Linked DNA regions of Homo sapiens: region 1 is linked to region 2. Evidence: chromatin loops called from intact Hi-C (ENCODE). Cell type or tissue: Caco-2. All regions are shown on one strand. Each heading gives the region's core, and the rest is flanking DNA. Links, peaks and the distances in the headings are about the cores only.

What was found. Peaks named below come from ENCODE experiments on the same cell type or tissue, not always from the same donor. Only the 100,000 strongest peaks of a DNase experiment are listed, where the experiment ranks them.
Region 1: it touches region 2 in a loop (2.0-fold over the local background); 1 of 110 quality-filtered maps calls a loop at or near these places.

The regions. Positions count from the first base shown.
Region 1 is chr17:61,146,378-61,153,078 of GRCh38, reverse strand. The region is part of intron 22 of BCAS3 (BCAS3 microtubule associated cell migration factor); the gene reads right to left. Among named protein-coding and RNA genes, the nearest start is that of BCAS3-AS1, 14 kb to the right of the region's middle. In Caco-2, for the core only: no CTCF peak of the experiment used is centred there; a DNase peak (open chromatin) is centred at 3,018.
Region 2 is chr17:61,232,901-61,239,601 of GRCh38, reverse strand. All of the region lies in intron 22 of BCAS3 (BCAS3 microtubule associated cell migration factor), which reads right to left. Among named protein-coding and RNA genes, the nearest start is that of BCAS3-AS1, 100 kb to the right of the region's middle. In Caco-2, for the core only: no CTCF peak of the experiment used is centred there; DNase peaks (open chromatin) are centred at 3,661 and 4,451.

The sequences.
Region 1 (6,701 bases), core at 590-5,589, 86 kb after region 2:
AGTTCCAGCTTCTACTGACAGACAGGGGAGTAAATTATGAAGGTTCTTTTGAGCTGCAGCAAGCTCAGGAGGACAAGAAAAACTGTAAGTTAGTATAGGATGATAGAAAATTTCTTTCAAAAGAAGGAAGTAGAAAAGGCATTATATCCCAGTTCAGGCAGTACAAAAATAACAGTTTAACAATAAGGGATTCCCTTACAGAAAAATAAATCTCCAGGAGGCTGTTTTAGATCCTTTGCCCCAGTTGGGGTAAGCACATCTTTCACTGATTTGTGGAGAGAAGTATACTCACCAAACTAAAAGGGTCCTTTGAGGAAGGAGAATGACCAGGAATCTGCAGTATTGGGGTATTTTTTTTTTTAGAAGTTAACCTTAAGACTTTATTATCTTTACAATAATATTAATAATAAAAAGATTGAAACTTAGAACTGGATCATTTGGCCCTTTCTTCTCTTCTTACCTCCTCTACCAGCATTCTCTTAGATCTGAGGTTGGGCTCAACATGTTCAAGCCTTAGCACTATTTTCTTCCTAGTTTTAACCCTTTTCTAGAAAAATAGGCTCAGTCTGCCTACTGAGAGGTGAAGCCATCTGGACTTCCTGGGTCGAGTGGGGACTTGGAGAACTTTTCTGTCTTACAAGAGGATTATAAAATGCACCAATCAGCGCTCTGTAGCTAGCAAGAGGATTGTAAAATGCACCAATCAGCACTCTGTAAAATGCACCAATCATTGCTCTGTAAAACACACCAATCACTAGGATCCTAAAAGTAGCTAAGGGCAGGGAGGATTGAAAAAAGGGCACTCTGATAGGACAAAAACAGAACATGGGAGGGGACAAATAAGGGAATAAAAGCTGGCCACCCCAGCCAGCAGCAGCAACCTGCTTGGGTCCCCTTCCACGCTGTGAAAGCTTTGTTCTTTTGCTCTTCACAATAAACCTTGCTACTGCTCACTCTTTGGGTCCGTGCCATCTTTAAGAGCTGTACCACTCACTGCCAAGGTCCACGGTCTTGAAGTCAGCGAGACCATGAACCCACCGAAGGAACCAACTCCAGACACACTACTATAAGCCACTGTCCTTCCTATCATAAAACCACTTTCCCTGGGCACACAGAGAATCCTTGCCCTTCCGGTACTGTGTCACTATGTGGAGCTGGTGCTTGCCATACTTCTTATAGTAAGTCTGGTGCATTTTAGGAACATTCACGTTTGCAGGAGGAGTATTGGCATGAAAAGCCTGTGGTCTATCTCATCAACACTGTATCCAGAGACCTTGCCAAGAGCACCTGGCATACAACAGTCATTCAAAATATAGATGTTGGCCAGGTGCAGTGGCTCATGCTTGTAATCCCAGCACTTTGCGGGGCCAAGGCAGGAGGCTCACTTGAGCCCAGGAATTCAAGACCAGTCTGGGTAAAATGGCGAGAACTTGTTTCTGCCAAAAATTTAAAAATTTGCTGGGCGTGCTAGTCAGTATCAGCTACATGGGAGACTGAACTGGAAGGATCACTTGAGCCAGGGAGGTTGAGGCTGCAGTGAGTCATGATTGTGCCACGTACCCCAGTCTGGGTGACAGAGTGAAACCCTATCTCAAAAAAAAAAGAAAACGTTGAATGAAAGAGATGTTTAGATTAGAAGCAATGCAGGAATTTGCGGAAGACCTTAACAGGTTAAAAAAAAAAAAAGTAGGAAAAAACAGGAGGAGGAGGTAGTGGTATAGGTTGATTATCCCCTATCCGAAATGCTTGGGACCAGGAGTGCTTTGAATTTTGAATTTTTTCAGATCTTAGAATATTTGCATTATATACTTACTGGTTGAGAATCCCTAATCTGAAGATCGAAAATCCTCCAATGAACATTGCCTTAGAGTGTAATATTGGCACTCACTCAAAAAAGTTTTGAATTTTGGAGCATCCCAGATTTCAGATGTTTGGATTTGGGATGGTCAACCTGTAATAGCAGTAGTAGTAGCAGTAACAGTCATTGCAGTAGTTGTGGTCATTGTAGCTTTAAATGAGAAGTTGGAAGTGTAAGTGAAATTCAGTTGTCTAGATGTGGCTACACAGAAGTCTGTGGCTCCAGGGCCTTATCAGAATTAAAGATTTACTCCCCTTCAACTGGGCTCCCAGGGAACTACAAAAGAAGGTTTGCAAAAGTGTGGAAAACCAAGATCTTGAGTAACAGGAGGATTTATAGTCACGTTCAGTAAGTGAGAAACGAAATGATGAGGTAAGTACCTTATTAGTAATGCTAAGGTCAAGACCAGGTCAGGATGGGTTAAGTTAGAAGAGCCCTGTCACAAGTTCCAAAAGCAGTCTGGGGGTTAAAGACATTTACAACTTGGCCTCAGTTTCCTAACTCTAACATACCAGCAACCAAATCTAATTATGAGAAGTTATACGAAAGCAAATCTAAGTGTAATCAATTAGCAGGAATTAATGAGGAGAGTTGAGAAACATGTCTGTTGAAGACAGAGAAAGGAAGGGCTGTATTATTTTATTTCCTGGTCTTTTGTAAACTCTATACTGGTAGCAGAATCTCTATTTCTAGAACAAGCAGAGCTCTGTCACACATCTTGTACGATTGTTCCCACTTTTCAGTGCACGTGGGTGGTGGTTATTACTTTTAATGTATTCCTACTTCAGTAAGTCATAAATAAGCTTACCTATTCAAATGACCACAATAAATGATGAGAAATAGCACAGTGACCCATAAGCAGCAAAGACCCAGAAGGCAACACTTAAAACATAAACTGCCAACAGCAACCTGATCGGGTTTCATAAATCAGAGCAGCCATGGCCCTAAAGAGTGGGAATGAGAGCTCCAGTAATTGCAGTCTTCTGTCTGGGAGCATACTGTAAAAACAGCCACAGTAAGCAATCTTCCTGACCAATCAATAGACTCCTATTAACCTCCTGGCCAATTACAGGATGATTGGCTAAGCAAACAAAGAATTATTGGCTGTTTAGTTGGGACTTTATTCAGGCCTCTCTCTTCCCCTGTTTCTCATTCTGTTCCGCCTCTCCTCCCCACCCCCTTTCCTGTTAGGAAAAAACATCTGCAAACACCTGATATTCATCTAAGTCTCTGCAGTTGTACAGTCTTGTTAAATTGTTACCACCTTTTCCACAAGCAGTTTTGGCAATTAACCTCATGGCCAGAGACTTCAAAGAAAACAACTGTTGAGTTTAACCTCTCTGAGCTACCATAGATTCTTTTATGATTTTTCCTGAAACACTTTCATCCAGAGAGGAAAAATGCAGGCTGATAAAAGTAATGTTTATTTTAATATTTGGTTAATTTATTAAGAAGACAAACGCCTCAGACATTTGCCATAACAGGGTGCACTCTCTTTTCAAAGCCTTCACAAAGTGGGGTTTTATTTTAATTTACATTCCCAACACATGTGTGCTTCTCAGCTCTTCCACAAATCCTACATTTGCTGGAATCCAAGGATTTGATACATTTGACCCTCCCTTGCCCCTGTTCACAAATCTCTCATATGTTTCTCAAAACTGTTTAAAAGTTCAGAATGAAAAATGCATGTAAAATTAATGCTAAGAACCAAAGTTGCCATTAAAAATCTATTTTCATTTTCTATTTTTACCCTCACTGATATACTTTTTACATTAAAAGCAAGGTTAATCTCCAACTCTCATGAGAAAAAAAACTACTAGCTATAAAGATCAAAATATATAACTGAACAAGCAATACAATTCTTCTCGAATAATCTTCTTGCCTAAGTATTTCGCAATTTATGCTATGGAACCAGCTTTTTACAGCTGTACATAATAATAATAATGGGCCTGATCTTACCAGCGGAAAGCAGGTTTGTGGAGGTGCATTAACTCCTCAAGGCGTCTAAGTTCATTTAGAATTTTAATAAAAGTGATTAAATATTTAGTAGACACCGAGAACTACTGATATCTCTTTCTGGCAAGGTCAGGCTTTGTAAAATTGCCACTAATATTTTTGCCACTCTTTGAGAAACTTGAAGAACTCTGTTAACAATTTAGAGTATTTGTGTGCCTTTTCTAGAAGTACCATGGGGTTGAAATAAAAAATCTGGAGCAAAGTCAACAGAGCTTTTGTTTGATATTTGCAGTTATCATTATCTTCATGTTACAATCAATTCTCCCAAAGCCATAAATAACTGTTTTCTGGAAAATGGCACTCTGTGGTACAGTACCATGCTGTTTGATAATTTTGTTAAGGGCCTGGCTTTAACCAAACAGTACATTTTTTTGCCAACAGTACCACCTTCATGAGTTTAGGGAACCAGATGAGGAAGCGCAATAACAACATAGTTTTTGGAGGGAGACAGACCTGCAGTAGATTTCTACTTTTGCTCTGTATTAGCTGTGTTGAGAGTGCGCAAATACAAATAATTATACCTATCTTGTAGGGATGTTATGAGGATAAAATGGAGTGGAACATACAATGCAAAAGTCACAAACTGTTTCAGTTAGCCTGTAGTGTTTAAAAAATCAGGAAATATCCATAAAAATGTGAATTTCCTGTCTCTTTTGACTAAATGGAAAGTCTGGGAACACGGAGCCCACATTTCTGCAGTTGGCAACATGGAATGAAACGGCAGCAGCAACCTTAAATGTAGGTAATTTGCTGTATAACCCCCACCACTTAAATCCAGCCAGTGTAGCCTCTGAGTTTTTGAATGTTCCATGAAGTGGTTTAACACAGTGTTTGGAACAGTGTCTGGCACATAATGGTTGGTACATAGTAAGTACTCAATAAAAGGTAACTATTATATGAGCTACTACACCAAATAAAATGAGTTGGCTCCAAATTTGAGGGCAGTTTCACAGACCTATCAGCTAAACATTTTATGGGCAGAGAATATATCAAGCTCTGGAAATAATACAAAAACTTCTGTGTGTGTGTGTGAGATGTATTAATATAAATTACACACACACACAGTTTTCTAAACCTTCTGAGTGTCTCTACTTATCTAAAATTCCTATAGCACTTACTGTCAACAATGTTCCTTGTGGAATTTAGCACATACTGTATCTTGTATTGGTAGCTGCATTCCCAACCAACTTATACATTTCTTTCTTTCTTTTTTTTTCTGAGACAGAGTTTCACTCTTGTTTCCCAGATTGGAGTGCAATGGCATGATCTCGGCTCACTGCAACCTCCGCCTCCCAGGTTCAAGCGATCCTCGTGCCTCAGCCTCCCGAGTAGCTGGGATTACAGGCATGCACCACCACGCCTGACTAATTTTGTATTTTTAGTAGAGATGGGGTTTCTCCATGTTGGTCAGGCTGGTCTTGAACTCCCAACCTCAGGTGACCCGCCCACCTCGGCCTCCCGAAGTGCTGGGATTACAGGCGTGAGCCACGGTGCCCCGCCCCAACTTATACATTTCTAAGGTATGTATCCCCCAAAGCTTTATTGAGAATATAAAAACACCGCTAATTCAGGCAATTAGGGAAATGGCCAGTCTGAAACAAGGAAGCAGGTGAGTTATACTTGAGAACACTTTGAGAAACAGAAATCTATTAGCGCTACTTTGATACAAGAAACACCTGTTGGCCCAGGTACAATGGTGCACACCTGTAATCCCAGCACTTTTGGAGGCCAAGGTGGATAGACTGATTAAGCTCAGGAGTTCAAGACCAGCCTGGCAACCTGGTGAAACCCCCTCTCTACAAAACCAAAACCAAAAATTAGCCAGGTATGGCCGGGTGCGGTGGATCATGCCTGTAATCCCAGCACTTTGGGAGGCTGAGGCGGGCGGATTACCTGAGGTCAGGAGTTTGAGACCAGCCTGACCAACATGGAGAAACCCCGTCTCTACTAAAAATACAAAAAATTAGCTAGGTGTGGTGGTGCGTACCTGTAGTCCCAGGTCCTCAGGAGGCTAAGGCACGAGAATCGCTTGAACCTGAGAGGTGGAGGTTGCAGTGAGCCGAGATCACACCACTGCACTCCAGCTTGGGCAGCAGAGTGAGACTCTGTCTCAAAAAAAAAAATTAGCCAGGCATGGTGGTGTGTGCCTATAGTCCCAACTACTCGGGAGGATGAGGCGGGAGGGTTGCTTGAGCCTGGGAGGTCGAGGCTGCAGTAAGCCATGATCACGCCACTGCACTCCAGCCTGGGCAATAGAGCAAGACCCTGTCTTAAAAAAATTTTTTTTAAATTAAAAAAAGGAAACATCTGCCATTAAAAAAACTAAGTGGGTTTGAAATATTTTCATTTTCTCTAGCAAGTGCATGTTCCCCTCTGAAATATTATTTAAACTACCAATTTGCATAACATTTTACTCACACTTAAAGATCAACCTCAATTCAGCAAAGTCATACATTCTGAATGGATTGTGTTATCACTTACAATCTCATCTTTTTACTCTGATTATGAGAGTCACAAGGAAAGAAAATGAACATCATCAGTGGACCAGCAAAGCCTAGAATTCAAATCTGCCACTCTAGCTCAAGATTCTATCATTTTTACTTTAATTTTAGTTCCATTTTGAAAGCCATGAAAACTACCAATTTGATTAGGTTGTTTTAGATATTTGAGGGTTGTGGGGAGAGGGCAGAAACACTCCTAAGAGCTCAGTCATTTTAAACAGTAAGTATTTCAAAGCAATTTTCAGAGTGACCCAAACTGGTACACAAGTAAGCGACCTTGGCTGGATAGTCGCTTACAGTGGCTCACACCTGTAATCCGAGCACTT
Region 2 (6,701 bases), core at 782-5,781:
TGAAACATGATCACTCAGAGTAAATGAAGTTCTCTTTTTATATTAATCTTGGAGCCACTGATAAAATGCAAATGATTAACGTCAGAAAGAAAGAATTACTCATCACTAGACCAAATTTCCAAAAGCTTCATAAGTTACAGAAAGCGTTCACAAAGGTTTCAGAACTATCTGCTAGAGGCTTTGCAAATTGAATTAAAAACAAAACAAAAAACCCCAAAACAAAAAGCTGAAAATCTGTAGAGCTAATCATTATTTCAAACTCAGGCTTTCCTCTTGGATATATAACTATCTTTGATGGTACTGCTATAAAAACTAAGATCTTCTCTTCAAATCTGATATGCAGAGAATCTGTTCTAACCCAAACTAAATAAAGATGTTGGTGCCAATCAACTCCTACTATCTATACTATGGTAACCTGCTATTTTATTCCTTTTTGCTTTTGCATTTCAAAAATGAGCTCACTAAATCAGTACCTGATTGTCTCCTGAGAACTGTGAATGCCAACCTACCTGGCACACCTAGGAAAAACTGGCTCAAAGGTATGCTATATTGCTTCTATTGCTAAAAATATACACGAACAAATTAAAAAAATCTTAGGTACCCAAGCATTTTGGACTTCTGTTTGCTTGTCTGGACTATCTGCAATATCCATTTCGATTTTTGCTATTTCTAGCCATGAAGCCATCACAGGAGGTTAGCCTCAGGGCCCTGAGAGGAAATTTGGCTTCCACCTCTGGGACACACGTTTCAGTGCTTATGTCTGACTGACCCTGCCAATCACCCCTCCCAGAAGCCACAAGCCTGGCTTACAATAACAGAGTATATCAAAGAGGACAGGAAAGAAAACAAGACAGCAGCAGGGTCAGCAGAGGATAAGAATACGGTGAAGACACCCCGTGGAAACTGGGAAATGGAGAGCCATACACCAATGGTAGCAAATGTGTCGCTCAGAAAAAGCAAGGCCATAAAGACATAAGACCTGCCAAAGCCAGCTCTGCACTACCATAAATCACTGTCAGAAATAGCTATGAGGGCAGATTATCTCATTATGATGGAATTGGTCAAGCAGAAATACTCTTGTGCCTGGGTGTGGTGGCTCACAACTGTAATCCCAGCACTTTGGGAGGCTGAGGCGGGTGGATCACGAGGTCAGGAGTTCGAGACCAGCCTGGCCAACGTGGTGAAACCCCATCTCTACTAAAAATACAAAAATTAGCCAGGTGTGGTGGCAGGCGCCTGTAATCCCAGCTACTCAGGAGGTTGAGGCAGGAAAATCGCTTGAAACTGGAAGGCGGAGGTTGCAGTGAGCCAAGATCATGCCACTGCGCTCCAGCCTGAGCAACAAGAGCGAAACTCCATCTCAAAAAAAAAAAACCCGAAAAACTGCCAGGTGTGGTGGCGGGTGCCTGTAATCCCAGCTACTCAGGAGGCTGAGGTAGGAAAATCGCTTGAACCCAGGAGGTGGAGTTTGCAGTGAGCCAAGATTGTGCCTCTGTACTCCAGCCTGGGCGACAAAAGTGAAACTCTGTCTCACAAAACAAAAACAAAAACAAAACTCTTGTTCATACAAAGTTATAACCCGTATATTTAAACCAACTCAGGGTGGTGATCATAACTGTATCTTCTCCAACATAAAAATCACCCCTGTAAAGCAATTCTCTTTACCATCATCATCCAATTCAGGAATATGGGTGATCCATTAGAGTCAAGCTTCCTGCCTCCATATAAAAATATGGCTAATCTATTTTGCATTATGATCATAAAGTCAGCCAATTTAAAAGGAATAGAGAGTAATACAAAAAGCAGTTAAGAGCTGGGGGTCTACGGTCAGTCCAGATTTCAATCGTGACTCTGCTGCTTATGGGCTGAGCAGTCTTGGGAAAGTTACTTCGTTTCTCTGAGTCTCTATTTTCTTCCAGAATTATTTTGAGTATTCAGTGTCCCACGTACTGTATCCAGAGCTGGTTCCTGCCAGTGGATTCAGGGTCTTGCTGACTTCAAGAATGAAGCTGCGGACCTTCGAGGTGAGTGTTACAGCTCTTAAAGGTGGCAAGGACCCAAACAGTGAGCAGCCACAAGATTTATTGTGAAGAGCAAAAGAACCAGCTTCCACAGCCTGCTAGGGGGCCTCAGTGGGTTGCCGCTGCTGGCGGGGATGGCCAGCTTTTATTCCTTTATTTGTCCCCACCCATGTTCCGTTTCTGTCCTATCAGAATGCCCTTTTTTCAATCCTCCTTGCGATTGGCTACTTTTAGGATCCTGATTGGTGCATTTTACAGAGCACTGATTGGGGCATTTTACAGAGCACTGATTGGTGTGCTTTACAGAGCGCTGATTGGTGCATTTTACAATCCTTTGCTAGCTACAGAGTGCTGATTGGTACATGTTACAATCCCCTTGCTAGCTGCAGAGTGCTGATTGGTGTGTTTTACAATCCTCTTGTAAGACAGAAAAGTTCTCCAAGTCCCCACTCTACCCAGAAGTCCAGCTGGCTTCACCTCTCAGTATGGTAACCTTTCAATACATGTTAACTTATTATTATTTGACAGCTATGTAAAAAAGATAACTTTTTAATGGCTTCCTCTTGCTTTACCAAAGGAAGTCCACTCTCAGGCCTGGCATCCTAAGTCCGCTATGCAGAGGCTATTCTACTTTTTCAGTCTTCTCTTTTATTACCTCCCTTCACATCCAGGATCCAACTTTCCTGCCTCCAATTTTTCCTTTGTGTTGTTCCTGCTGCATAAAACCACTTTTAGAGCCACATTTAAAGATTCAATCCTACTTTCCCACAAAGTCAGCTCAAATCATACCTTCTCCAAAAAGCCTTTTTTTTTTTTACCTTCTCCATCATCCCTCCACTTACAACATTTTGAAACCTATTTACAATTGACTACTTTATACCATCTTTTTATAGCCATTTGTATATAAGTAGAGTACTAACACAGGGCTTTGTCCATAGTAACACTTAATAAAGGTTACAGTGGCCGGATGCGGTGGCTCACGCCTGTAATCCCAGCACTTTGGGAGGCCGAGGCGGGTGGATCACGAGGTCAGGAGATCGAGACCACCCTGGCTAACACAGTGAAACCCCGTCTCTACTAAAAATACAAAAAAATTAGCCAGGCATGGTGGCGGGTGCCTATAGTCCCAGCTATTCAGGAGGCTGAGGCAGGACAATTGGTTGAACCTGGGAGGCAGAGGTTGCAGTGAGCTGAGATCACACCGCTGCACTCCAGCCTGGGTGACAGAGCGAGACTCCATCTCAAAACAAAAAATGTTGTTAAAGTAACGAATAAATAAAAATTATTATCTCCAACATAAGATCTAAGAAGAAGAGCAACTTGCCCCTGTCCTCCCACTTTCCTACAGAACACCACGAAAATGCCACTGCCTCATGAACTCTGACAGGAGTGGGGACAGATGTTGCCAGGATTCTGACGTATGATAGCTGGCACTTTTCTGTTTGCACCCAAGGAGTTAAACTGAGTCCTGCGGAGATAAAAATCTCTGGTTTTATTGTGCAGTAAGGCTGCCTGACAAACGAAGATCCAGCTGCAATTGTAACATTCCAAGCTCACAAGGCACCAAGTTTTACTAACTATAATTTAACTGGTCCGACTGCTGCAGTCCAAATTCTTGTTTGGATAATCAGCCTTTGTTTGAGTATGTTCAAAAACAGCACAGGCTAGCATTCGCCTCTGGGTATGTCATGTGAGCTGATTACCCTGTGGCTCCCAGTAGCAGAAACTCCTAGACAAGAGGAGGATTATTTTCCTAGTATTACTGTTAAGCTAACATATAATCAGTCCTTTTCCCCCAGTCTCCACATCTCTTTTGCAGCCTCCCTAACCATTTTTTTCCCTTGTCTTTCTTTCTCCTTCTTCTCCTTTTTTTTTTTTTTAAACAATTCAAAAGTCTTCTTTCCAAGTTCAAACAAAGTTTAAAGGTGAAAAGGTCAAAAGCTTCATGGCTGGCGCTGTTTAGAAAGAGGTAGCACTAACGGGGGTCTCCAGCTCAGCATCCACTAAAGGCTCAGGAATCTCATATTTCACTGTACTTCTGTACTACGTAGTCACCTCACAATCTGTTTGGAATGAAATTAAGCCCTTGTTAATAAATTTGAACATAAGAGAATAATAACTCTACCTGCTAAACAAGCACATTCATGCATAAGCAACTCGAGTGGCTCAATCATCTGTCAAATATCGAAATTCTCAAAACTGTACATTTTCATTGAAGGTTACTTGTTTGAGATCTTCCCAGGCTGCCTGTCTGCAAGTCTTAGACTATAACTAGCCAAGAAGGATTCTGGAAACTACACTTATCCGGTCCTTCAGCCTTCACCTGGCCACTCTTTTCAAAGAGACCAAATGAGTTGACACATTTAAAGTGCTTAGGACAGGCGGGGGGCAGACAGCCAGGCGTGGTGGTTCACGCCTATAATCCCAGCACTTTGGAAGACCGAAGTGGGCGGATCATCTTAGGTCAGGAGTTTGAGACCAGCCCGGCCAATGTGGTGAAACCCTGTCTCTACTAAAATACAAAACTTAGCCAGGAGTGGTGGCGTGCGCCTATAGTCCCAGCTACTCGGGAGGCTGAGGAAGGAGAATTGCTTGAACCCAGGAGGTGGAAGTTGCAGTGAGCCGAGATCATGCCACTGCACTCCTCCCTGGGTGACAGAGCGAGACTCCGTCTCAATAAATAAATAAATAAGTAAATAAATAAAGTGCTTAGGACAAAGCCTAGTGCTTTGTGAGGAAATGTGAAGTTGAGAGAAAATGCGAAGCAGTACTATGATTTTTTTTTTTTTTTTTTTTTCTGGAAAAAGCCTGAGCCAGAGGGTATAGTTCTAACAGTCAGTGGGAAGACTGCTGGCTGGAAAAGGCCCTGGCGCAGGACAGGCAGGAATGACTAGCTATAGGTCCATGGGTTGGTGAAATGCTGCACAGTGGGAAATGAAGTGAGCTCTAAGCTGGTCTGGAACTGTAGGTGTTAATCTGCTTCTAGCAGCTCCTGAATTGCTAGAGGGAAGCCCACCAAAGGAGAAGGAAACTCCTCTCCCTGGGAGGGAGGTCTATTGATTTTGCAATTAACAACAGCAAAGAAACACATTCTGAAACTTTTCCTAGAAGGCTCAGAATTTAATCCTATACAACAGTTTAGTATTGAATCTGCAAGGTCTTGGCTGAGATGACAGGTGGAAAACAGAGTACTTCAGACCTGGCTCCAGTCAGAGAGAGGGACAGGAGTAATCAGGAGTAATCACTCTAGGCCAAAATTGCAACCTGCTCAGCAATGGTGTAGGAATGTAGGATTTGAGGAAGGAGAGGAAGGAAGAAGAGAGAGCTGTATCCTAGTACTCAGTGGGAAGCTTAGAAAGTGAGCACTAATGGTTGCAGATTTATCATTTACTTCCCCATTCTGCATTCTTGCTCCATGCATTCTGGGACAGAGGAAGGGGGTTTCTATTGTGAATTTCTGTAACTTCTAATAGTGCTATGTTTAGACCAGTACTAATCTTTAATATCAATGAATGGCACCCTCTACTAGCTTAAATCATTCTGCAATTTAGAACCACTTTTTTTGCTCCATGATGTGGGTACTAAGTGAAAAAAAAAAAAACCAAACCTGATATTAGTAATACTCAATTCACATTAATTAGAATAATGGATGGAATGCCACAGCTGGAAGACCTCTTAAAGAAAGCTCAACTAGACAGGAAAGAGCCTCAGGGGCCAGAACTGAAGCCAGAGAGAGATTCTCCCTGTGCCCTCCATTAACCAAAGCATCTCCTCTTGTATCTGTTTTATAGATTGGGGTCCTGCATAAAATTTTATTAGAAAAAGAGTTCTGTGCTTAGGAAGGTGAATTGAGAAGGGAGGTTTGACGAAGAGCTAGCCTAATCCATGCTTTCATTTTTAAGTAAAAGAAACATGAGACAGGAAGATTGTGACTTATCCAAGGTCCCTCAGTGAATCAGAGACAGGGTTAAGGCAAAAATACCTCTCCAGTCTTCAAGTTCGGTATATGCTTCATCTCCAAATCAAGTCTACTGGCTCCACCTTTCAGGGAAGCCCTTCATTTACTGTGTTTTGATCACAAGACAGCAACTTAAAAAGAAGCATTTCTTAGAAATATTTAGCACAATAACTCAAATTAACAATCATTTTTAGATCTGGACGATGAACCAATACAAGCTTAGTTGATTGGCATCTTTAGTTGTAGAATCACTTCTGCAAAAGCCATTAGCCACAGAGTGTTCTGGGCAGCTCAGATTTTACTACAAACCTGTAAAAGCCTGGGGTCCAAACTCTTCCCTGGGGCTCAAAGGTGTGAAGCTTCCTAAATGAAACTTGGGCATTCAGAACCTTCCCAATCAGCTCTAATCTTTATCACCTCCTTTCCATTATCCCTCAAAGAGTGTTGCTAGATAATATGGAGAGGAGTTTTTTAAAAAAGAAGTATTTTTAGCCCCTTTTTAAGTGGTAACAAAGTTTATCACCCTCCTACTCAAATTAGTCACACAGGTTAGTCCCAAGAGAGCGCAGTCTAGCTACAGATCACTGCAAAGGAATGACTTCATGGAGGCCCAAAACAAACACTTCGGCACATGGTTCCATCTGGAAATATAGTCAAATAGAAGCAAATTCCATGAAATTCCCAACTGATGCCGGCAACATAATTTTGCATCTTACAATACT